Regions from separate parts of the Homo sapiens genome. Here region 1 is linked to region 2. The links are chromatin loops, found by intact Hi-C in ENCODE. Cell type or tissue: dorsolateral prefrontal cortex. All regions are shown on one strand. Each heading gives the region's core, and the rest is flanking DNA. Links, peaks and the distances in the headings are about the cores only. Region 1 overlaps KIAA1549. Region 2 has its middle 11 kb from the start of KIAA1549.

What was found. Hi-C counts contacts between places; a loop is a spot of excess contacts. Peaks named below come from ENCODE experiments on the same cell type or tissue, not always from the same donor. Only the 100,000 strongest peaks of a DNase experiment are listed, where the experiment ranks them.
Region 1: a loop joins it to region 2, with 4 times the contacts of the local background. A loop is called at or near these places in 7 of 110 quality-filtered maps.

What each region holds. Positions count from the first base shown.
Region 1 is chr7:138,915,880-138,921,258 of GRCh38, reverse strand. KIAA1549 reads left to right here. Exons shown (of 20, transcript NM_001164665.2): 2 at 1,821-4,511. Among named protein-coding and RNA genes, the nearest start is that of KIAA1549, 63 kb to the left of the region's middle. RefSeq lists enhancers at 3,748-4,268, 4,269-4,791. In dorsolateral prefrontal cortex, for the core only: no CTCF peak of the experiment used is centred there; DNase peaks (open chromatin) are centred at 1,957 and 2,337; H3K27ac peaks cover 3,309 bases.
Region 2 is chr7:138,989,276-138,994,654 of GRCh38, reverse strand. No RefSeq gene overlaps it. Among named protein-coding and RNA genes, the nearest start is that of KIAA1549, 11 kb to the right of the region's middle. In dorsolateral prefrontal cortex, for the core only: no CTCF peak of the experiment used is centred there; a DNase peak (open chromatin) is centred at 2,553; H3K27ac peaks cover 468 bases.

The DNA of each region.
Region 1 (5,379 bases), core at 227-5,226, 73 kb after region 2:
TCTCAAGTCAGACACTATTAGAAACCGATGCCTGTTTTTGCTGTCTTCTGAAAAGTGGATATTTTTCTTCCTAATTCACTCTTTCCCTGAGATTATGACACTTCCTGGGCCTCCACTTTTGGAAAATGGTCTTCAGTTGGGTTCTTTCCTTATCTAGGCTAACACTTGTCCCTCATCTCCGTTGTGGCCTAAACAACAGGCCAGCTGGTCCAGTACCTGCCTTGGGTCCCCAGTCACTGCCCTTGAGCAGCTCCTGTTTTATTCCTGGATTCAGCACGTTCCCCTTACTGTCTTGCAGGCCATCCAGTCACTTAGAAGATGGTTTTTAAACATTTATTAAGCAATCTTAAATGTTCTGAAGTAGACAGTTTCAAGATCTCTAGTCTGCCATGTTGCTAGAAACAGAATAGAAATGACTTACTTAAAAAAATAGAGTAAATTCAAGACTGTCCTTATACCATTTCACACAGGTATGTTCTGATAGACTGTTGGGATTAGAGAAACGAGGTGTTGTTATGCATTTTGATAGTTGCTCAGTTCTCAGCCTGGGCTGCAGAGGACAGTCCCTGGGCCCTGGGCTTTCATCAGTGGCTGGGCCATCACTTGTCCTTTTTCTCTAGGCTATGTCATACCTGAATTATCGGTGGAGAGGCCTCAACTTACTAAATGATAATGACAGCAGTCACAAGTTAAGGAATACAAAAGTTTGAATGGATGATGGGATAATGTTGGCTTTTGTTGTCAGAACTTGGTATCCTTGGATTTCATTCATTCATTCATTCATTCATTCATCAATCCAAGTGATGTCAATTGAGCTCCTAGCACTTATTGTGCTAGGCACTGGGGAGACAGGTAAACAATGCCTGTCCTTAGGAAGCCCAGAATCTAGTGATCAGATAGTTCATTTCAGTGGGCATGATAAGGACAGGGAGAAGCCTAGGGAGAGGCACGAATCCAACTTCAGAGCATCGAGGATGAAGCTCATATCTGTGCTGCATCTGAAGGGCCAGAAGGAGCCATCCATATAGAGAGCTGGGGAAGGGCATTCCAGGCGGGGGTGAGAGGATCCATCCATGTAGAGAGCTGGGAAGGGCATTCCAGGCGGGGGTGAGAATGTGCACAGCCATGGAGGCCAGAGAGTGTTTGGGTTTGGGGCACTGCAGGTGCCAGAGCATAGCTGGGAAGGCCTAGAGTGGGGCAGGAAATGGTGAAAGCTGAGGCTGCAGGAAGCCTGGGGCCTTCATGTGGAAGCCTCAGCAACTGTGTTGGGGAGCACAGCTGAGGAACTGGGGAACTCTCTTACTTGGGTAGTGAGAGATGCAATGAGTTGTCATGTTCATTTCTCGTAGCAGCCAGCTCCTATCACTGAAGAGAAAACACACAGGCCTTGGAGTCAAGGAAGCCTTATATTCAGATTCCAGTTCCACTCTGTCTGGGTGGTCTTATAATTGATTTATTTACCTTCTGGAAACCTTTCTTTACTCATGTCATAAATGAGAGAAAATGGACTGAACAGCCCCCTCTGTTTCCAGTATCCTACGGTTCTGTGGGAAAAACTGTAAATATGCCCTCCCCACCCCCACACATACACAGCTTAGGTAAAAACAGTGCCCAAGTTTAGGAATATTTGCAGATATTGTCCTGATGGTAATTCTGTCAATTTCTCGTTTCCAGCTAGCTGTTTAACTTCTGACGGTGATTCATGGATATTTATGGTGAATGGATGTTTGTTAAATGAGTAAATTCTCATGCCTGAAACAAAACGTTAGCTGTGTGACTTCCAATGCATTGCACTAACCCAGCTCTGATTTTCTTGATAGATGAGCTCTCTCCGGAACAGCACAACCTTTCTTTATACTCCATGGAGCTCGTGCTGAAGAAAAGCACTGGGCACAGCGCTGCACAAGTGGCCTTAACAGAAACTGCTCCCGGCTCCCAGCACAGCAGTCCTCTCCATGTCACAGCCCCGCCGTCTGCCACTACTTTTGATACAGCCTTTTTTAACCAAGGAAAACAGACCAAAAGTACAGCAGATCCCAGCATCTTTGTGGCAACTTACGTGTCAGTGACGAGTAAAGAGGTGGCCGTCAATGACGATGAGATGGATAACTTTCTGCCAGATACTCACTGGACCACTCCACGGATGGTTTCTCCAATACAGTATATCACAGTCAGCCCACCAGGGCTGCCCAGGGAAGCATTAGAACCTATGCTCACTCCATCATTACCCATGGTTTCTTTACAAGATGAAGAAGTGACATCGGGCTGGCAGAACACAACGCGACAACCAGCGGCATATGCTGAGTCCGCCAGTCATTTCCACACCTTTCGGTCAGCTTTTCGCACCTCTGAGGGCATCGTTCCAACTCCTGGCAGGAATTTGGTGCTTTATCCTACTGATGCTTACAGTCATTTATCAAGCAGGACTCTGCCAGAGATTGTGGCTTCCCTAACAGAGGGTGTGGAAACCACCCTTTTTTTAAGCTCCCGGTCTTTAATGCCACAGCCGTTAGGCGACGGCATTACTATACCGTTGCCCTCCTTGGGGGAGGTCTCACAGCCTCCAGAGGAGGTTTGGGCCACAAGTGCAGACAGATACACTGATGTGACCACTGTGTTGAGTCAAAGCCTAGAAGAAACCATCTCTCCAAGAACATACCCCACTGTGACTGCATCGCACGCAGCCCTTGCATTCAGCAGGACACATTCTCCATTGCTTTCAACTCCTCTTGCATTTGCGTCCTCTGCTTCACCAACTGATGTTTCATCTAACCCCTTTCTCCCTAGCGACTCCAGCAAAACATCCGAATTGCATAGCAATTCAGCCCTCCCCGGTCCTGTGGACAACACTCATATCCTGAGCCCGGTGTCCTCATTCAGACCATACACTTGGTGTGCGGCCTGCACTGTGCCTTCACCTCAGCAAGTTCTGGCCACGAGCCTCATGGAGAAAGACGTGGGATCAGGGGATGGTGCCGAGACTCTGTGCATGACCGTGCTGGAAGAAAGCAGCATCTCTCTAATGAGTAGCGTCGTAGCAGACTTCTCTGAATTTGAGGAAGATCCTCAAGTATTTAATACGCTTTTCCCCTCCAGACCTATCGTCCCACTTTCTTCTAGATCCATGGAAATCTCAGAGACGAGTGTTGGCATTTCTGCCGAGGTGGATATGAGTAGTGTTACAACCACACAGGTTCCCCCTGCCCACGGCCGCCTCTCTGTGCCGGCGTCACTTGATCCTACTGCTGGCTCCTTGTCTGTTGCTGAAACCCAAGTGACGCCATCCAGCGTGACCACTGCATTTTTCTCGGTCATCACCAGCATTCTCCTTGACTCATCTTTCTCTGTCATAGCAAACAAAAACACACCGTCGCTTGCCGTCAGAGACCCGAGTGTTTTTACGCCTTATAGTCTGGTTCCTTCAGTGGAGTCTTCACTTTTCTCTGACCAAGAACGTTCCAGTTTTTCTGAGCATAAACCCAGAGGTGCTTTGGATTTTGCATCCAGCTTTTTCTCAACACCCCCGCTGGAACTCAGCGGCTCCATCTCTTCGCCTTCGGAAGCACCTGCGTCTCTGTCTCTGATGCCGAGTGACTTGTCCCCCTTCACATCTCAGTCTTTTTCTCCCTTGGTTGAGACATTTACATTGTTTGACTCTAGTGATCTGCAGTCATCTCAGCTGTCTCTTCCCAGTTCCACAAATCTTGAGTTTTCGCAGCTCCAGCCAAGTTCCGAGCTGCCTTTAAACACCATCATGTTGCTACCTAGCCGTTCTGAGGTGTCACCATGGTCAAGCTTCCCTTCTGATTCTCTCGAGTTTGTTGAAGCGTCTACGGTTTCACTGACGGATTCAGAAGCTCATTTTACCTCAGCTTTCATTGAAACTACCTCCTATCTTGAGTCTTCACTCATTTCCCATGAATCCGCAGTCACTGCACTGGTGCCCCCCGGCTCTGAGTCTTTTGACATTTTGACTGCCGGGATTCAAGCAACATCACCATTGACCACTGTCCACACAACGCCCATTTTAACTGAGTCTTCTTTGTTCTCAACTCTGACACCTCCTGACGACCAAATCAGTGCTCTAGACGGTCACGTGTCTGTCCTGGCCTCTTTCTCCAAAGCCATTCCCACTGGTACGGTGTTGATCACTGACGCGTACCTGCCATCAGGATCCTCGTTTGTTTCTGAAGCAACCCCCTTCCCTCTGCCCACAGAGCTGACCGTCGTGGGCCCATCACTCACACCCACAGAGGTGCCACTGAACACCTCCACGGAAGTGAGCACAACCAGCACCGGTGCTGCCACTGGTGGTCCCCTCGACTCCACCCTGATGGGTGACGCCGCAAGTCAGAGCCCCCCAGAGAGTAGTGCTGCTCCTCCCCTGCCATCCCTGCGTCCCGTGACTGCCTTCACTCTCGAAGCAACAGTCGACACACCAACACTGGCTACTGCCAAGCCGCCATATGTTTGTGATATCACAGTCCCCGATGCCTATCTGATCACAACTGGTAAGGCCCAGCTTCCTGCCGCCTCTCTGGGGTGGGCAATCTTTCTAAGGAGCTTGTGTGCAGTGCCTGTGAGGCTTGGAGCTTCATGGTTAAGAGCAGAGGCGCTGGGCTCAGTTAACTCCCAGGTAGTACTCCTATGCTTACCTCCTGCGAGTTCTCAGAACAGTTATTTATCCTCTCTAATCGTCTGCTGCCTCACCCATTAAACAAGGAGCTTAGTTAAACCTGCTTCATTGGGCTGTTGTTCAGATGTAAATGCGTTAGTCCCTGCAGAACGCTCAGCCCTTGCCTAGTACATCAGAGGCATGCACGGGATGGTGCATATTAGTCAGCAGTCACAAGGAGAATAAATATTAGAACAAATACAAGAACTAAACAAGCCTTGGAAGTTCTTGGTAGGATCTTTGTCCTACCATAACCCAGTAGGTGCATGGATGACATAGTTTAAACAAAATACTTTTTTGTTTAATTCAAGCAATGAGTTGGGCAACTATGTAAGGGCAACCCTTGCAATTTCTTACTCATTTACTCTTCTTACTTTTCCTTGAAAGGAGACTGCACTTTGCTCTCATAGGTCCCTGTAAATGCCCCTTGGGTCCCGAGGAAAGAAAAGTAAAGTGACTCTTTGCTCTTATAGGTCCCTGTAAATGCTCCTTGGGTCCCGAGGAAAGAAAAGTAGTGACTAAATATCCTCTGAATCCAGTATCAGCCTTTGGTCTCCTCCCCACCACAGCCTGGGTTGCTAGCAGACTGGCCAGCAGCTTCCCTTGCAGTTGCATGGCTGCTGTGGCCGCGTGAAGCTGGTGCCCACCTGAGGGCATGCCTGAGAGGTAGACTGATTTCAAGGGTCATGTCCCGCGACGGTGGC
Region 2 (5,379 bases), core at 158-5,157:
CTATGCCTAAAGATACACAGTTAATAAATAGTAAAACTATATTCAAAGTCAGGTCTGTCTTCATCTAAATCCAATGTTTTCAACCCCTACACTGTATACCATACCATGACTCGGTGGAACTTATCTCCACATACAGGACTGGGAGATCAAAAAGAAAACTTTGGATGTATTACATCATGTCAACAGAGCGAATAGTGAACATCAGAAGAATACTTTATAGATACTGCTAAGGCACGGTGCACGGTATTCTTTTTTTTTTTTTTTTTTTTTTTTTTTTGAGACAGGGTCTCACTCTGTTACCCAGGCCGGAGTGCCGTAGCGTGATCTTGGCTCACTGCAATCTCTGCTTCTTGGGGTCAAAAAAATTAAATTCTAGTAAGCTCTAAGAAAGAAGAGACCAACAAAAATTACTTATTTGGATGGAGCGGGACAAACAGGGCAGGCTGGGGTGAGGACGAGCACATCAGGTGTAGAGTAGGTGAAGGGAGGACGCGGGGCCTCCAGGGTGGGTGAAGGGGGAGGGACACGGGGACACCCGGGGCAGTGCCTGGAAGGACAGTCCCACCAGCTGGCCTTCCCTGCAGGAGTCTGAGAACCTTTGCCTGGCACGCTCAGCAATGCATTTTATCTGATGGGTGAGTGGGGAGCTTTGGAAGTTTGCTTTTATATTGATGAAGTGTTCGTTTTCACTGTGGATGTTTTATCTGCTGATGTCTTTTATTTTGTGGACTTTCTCAGACATCTGCTGTGGCCACACATGATGGTGGCTGAGTTCGATTTTGGCCCACATGTCAGGCAGAGACTGCCCAGCAAACCCAAACTGAATTTCAAGTTGATTCTCAGAAGGCTACAGGGACACAGTACTGGTTAAGCTGAGGTGGGTATGAGGTAGTTACTATTATTTGTATTATTCTCATTTCACAGGTCCGGTCTAGAGAGTTGTGTTTGCCATAGATATCAGTGCCTATCATGAAACAAGTCCAGCAGTTGTGATCGGATCTGAATCATGTGTCATATGTTGGCAGTTTCTGTATTTAGTTTTCCACACGGCAGCCATCATCATACTTTTTTCATGGTCTAGAGTTACACTGTCCAATATGGTAGCCACTACCCACATGTGGATATTTAAATTAAAATTAATTAAAATTAAATGACATTAAAAATTCAGTTCCTCAGTTGCACCAGCCATACTGCAAGTGCTCAATAGCCATTTGTGGCCAGCGGTTACTTCATTGGAGAGCACAAGGTTATAGAGCAATTTCACCAACTCAGAAAGTTCTTCTGGGCAGTGCCAGTCTAGAAGTTTCTTAATTTTCTCTTTAAAATGGTGGATGACTTCCATACAGAGTTGTTTGTGGGCAGATAATTTTATCATTCAGCTTCTCACGATTTTTATCCAAGAGCCTATAAAATTCAATTTTGGTAAACACACTTTATTGTTTGGAGATTGTCATTTCCTAAAGGGCAGAGATGTTCTTCCTCTATTTTTGTGAAGAGCCTTAGTTCACCAAATTTAATAAGTGTTTGCTGGTGCCAATTACCGTAGCATACTGAACTCTGCACAAGGCCAAGCAAATGTCATGTCTGAGGCAGCCTTAATATTTCTCAAGCAATCTCTGGTTGGTTTCATAGCATGTAGCAGAGGAATCCAGCATTTCTTGGCATTCCTTGAAGTTCGAGACGTTATACTGTGTCCGTGCCAGGATGGATACGCAGATGCCACAGTACTTCCCTCCTGGCCTTGGTAGCAAAGAACTATGGGCAAGCTCAGGCCCCCCACTTAAGTTAGTTCAGCACCTTAGCCGGCAGGGATTGGTAGGATGAGGGGTAAGAGACCAGCTTGGAGCTTAGTTCTTATACGTACTTCCATTTATTCATTCAACAAGTATTAATGGAACCCTATGACCGCCAAGCATTGCGGTAGGCACTGGGGAATGAAGAGATGAAAATGACAAGGTCCCTGCCCCTGAAGAACTTATAATCTAGTCGGGAGCAGACAATGAAGATTTAATTCCACGCGGCCAATTTTAACTCCATGTGGTAAATGCAGTGACAGGTGTCACGGGCAATATGAGGAGATCAGGGATGGCCTCCTGCAGAAGTGATGCCCACAACTATAGGAGGCCCGAGAGCAGACATCTCCATACTAGGAAGACTCTGTCTCTGGGGATTTGGGTGAGAAAGGGGTGTTCTAGAGAAGCAGAGAAGTTGCGACAGATGTATAGTTCATGTGGGTTTGGCTTTGTTCATGTAATTGATGGAAACTCATGACAAGATGGAAGAGCAAGAAGACCTAGATTGTTATCATTCTTCTCATTCTGAGTTTGAGCCAGAGTCGATGAGTTTTAGAACACAGTCATATGTGAGTTGGAGTAAGTATAATGCCAGAGAATGAGGGTGACTCTAAAAATAGCCTTCACCAACTGTTGCCGTGATTCTAATGTGGATTTTTGGCATGCCTCGGGAGAGCTGCCCGTGGGTTTGGGGCTATAGCAGGAAATGACCATAGAGAATGTGGGCAGAGGATTGAGCCAGTTGATCTGCGGCAGCTTGTGTCTTAGGGGGCGGAGGCTTAGAGACAAAGGAGGTGAGAAAAACTGCAGTAGACAGGGAGGCAAGGCGTGGGATCTGCCTCAAGAACACTCTTATTTGCCATTATTGCTACCAAATTGTGCAGGAGGAGTAGACGTCTCCAGCCCAATTCATCCAACCAAGGATCCTGGTTTAAATGTTTTACCCATGGTCATGGGCACTCAGGATGTGTCTCTCTCCATGGGCTTCCCTTCCGATAGGCAGAAAGTCTTCCCTAGTGATTTAGGTAGACTGAGGTAGTTATTTAGTTTAGATCATGGCAGTCTTTGGCATGGTCTAACTCATGGCAGGTCTAAATCTGACCTTATCCTATTTATTTGCTCTTTTGTCTTCAAATTCCTCCAAATAGCTTTTCCTCTAGTTAAGCAGCCTTGTCTGAGGTCACATTCTGTCCATTTCTGTCTTCTTGCCTTTGCTTTCCTCTACAATACCCCCTCCTCTCCCTTTTCTTTTTCCTTCCTTTAACAAATGCTACCCATTGTTCTCATTGTTCAAGACCCAGGTTAAGCCCCACGTACTCTGTGAAACCTTCCATACCTACTCTAGCTCATGCTATCTTTTCCTCTTTAGGATTTTTGTGTTTTAGTCCAAATACTGCCACCTGACATTGAGACACTGATGTTGAAAAGGAAGAAATCACTTTATTTTATTATTTATTTATTTATTTTTTTAGACGGAGTTTCACTCTTGTTGCCCAGGCTGGAGTGCAATGGCGTAATCTCGGCTCATTGCAACCTCCGTCTCCCAGGTTCAAGCATTTCTCCCGCCTCAGCCTCCTGAGTAGCTGGGATTACAGGCATGCACCACCACACCTGGCTAATGTTGTATTTTTAGTAAAGACGGGGTTTCTTCATGTTGGTCAGGCTGGTCTTGAACTCCTGACCTCAGGTGATCCACCTGCCTCGGCCTCCCAAAGTGCTGGGATTACAGGCATGAGCCACCAAGCCCGGCCGGGGAAGAAATCACTTTAGAGACTACTTAAGGCCTTTACCTTGATTAATCTGTCCTTTCTCTCTTCTTTTGGAAGAAGATTGTTCGTTCTTGTAAACATTTTCTATTGAAAAGACAAATACAACATCATCATCAAAGGAGAGGATGAATGCCCATAATCCCATTACCTCAATACAACAATTTTAAGTATGCGCAGTTCTTTCTCAGTCATACACATTGTTTTATATCAGCTCATAAACCATTTTATATATATTTTTTCCTCCACTTAACATTATAACCCAAACACTTCCTATGTTTTTTCACAGAAGTATAACATTTCCATGTGTTACTGTATGGTGATTTTATCAAGCCATTAAGCCACTCTCCTGACACTGGACATTGGGCTGCTGAAGCTGCCATATCTTTTTTTTTAAGATGGAGTCTCGCTCTGTCATCAGGCTGGAGTGCAGTGGTGCAGTTTCAGCTCACTGCAACCTCCGCCTCCCGGGTTCAAGCAATTCTCCTGTCTCAGCCTACCGAGTATAGCTGGGACTCCAGGCTTGTGCCACCACACCAGGCTAATTTTTGTATTTTCAGTAGAGATGGGGTTTCACCATGTTGGCCAGGATGGTCTCGATCTCCTGACCTCATGATCCGCCCGCCTCGGCCTCCCAAAGTGCTGGGATTTCAGGTGTGAGCCACAGCGCCTGGCTGAAGCTGCCATTTCAAAAGAATGACCTGTTGCTGTTGATTCCATCTGCTCTTAGCTCTGAGAATTTGCTCTATCGATGATCCCTCTCTTGGATCTTATTCTCTCGTTGTCTTTGGACACCTCTTAAATCTACAAGGATGTTCAGTCTTACCTATCCTAAAAAATATCTCAACCCTGTTACCCGCCATCTTCTGTGGCCTCCACTACTTCCTAACCCACTCATTCTTTTACCCCTTTTTGTTTGCCTCTCCTCCCCTGCCACCCCCTCACTTCGACACAGTATGAAGGGTCCTCAAAAAATTCAAAGTAAAACTATCCTATGGTCCAGCAATCCCACTATTGGGTATACATTCAGAGGAAATGAAATCAGTTGAAGAGGTATCTGCACCTCCATGTTCACTGCAGCTTATTCACAAAAGCCAAGATATGGAATCAACTTATATGTCCATTGTGGGATGAATGGATAAAGAGAATGTGGTGTATACAGACACAATGGAATACTATTCAGCCTTAAAAAAGAAGGAAATCTTGTTATTTGAGACTGCATGGATGAACCCGGAGGACAAAATGAGCCAGGCACAGAAGGAAAGTCTCTTTTTAACAACTGCATCTGCAAGTCCAAAGAGGTCTTCTCAGTCCTGTTGTCTTTGACATTGACTGTCCTCTCTATTTTAAAACTTGTTTCCCAGGCTGTTGGTGACACCACATTTCCATTGTGCTTCTCCGCTTTCTTTCTAGATCTTTCTCTGCCTTTTTCACGGACTCCTCTTCAGCCTTTCCAAAACGAAGGTCTTTCTCCAGGGCTCTCCTTGGCCCTCTTTTCTTGCCTTCTCCCCTCCCTTTCTAGGCAGTCATTTACTCTCTCATCTTTAGCTAATGACGCCGTATGAATGATTCCATATCTGGAGTCACATCTTCCAAGCCCTCAGCTCACCTTCGCCATCGCTGGCGTCAGCACAGCTCCCTGGTATGGGTCCAGCACCTCACAGCCAACACACTCAGAACCCAACCCTCCATCTTTGCTTCTCACCCAGGCTTTCCAGCTGAATTCCTTTTTTTCCTATCCTTCCACAGATGGTCCAAAATCTCTGAATCATCTTTCATTCTTTCCTCTCCTCATATCTCACCGACTCATTTAGCATCCA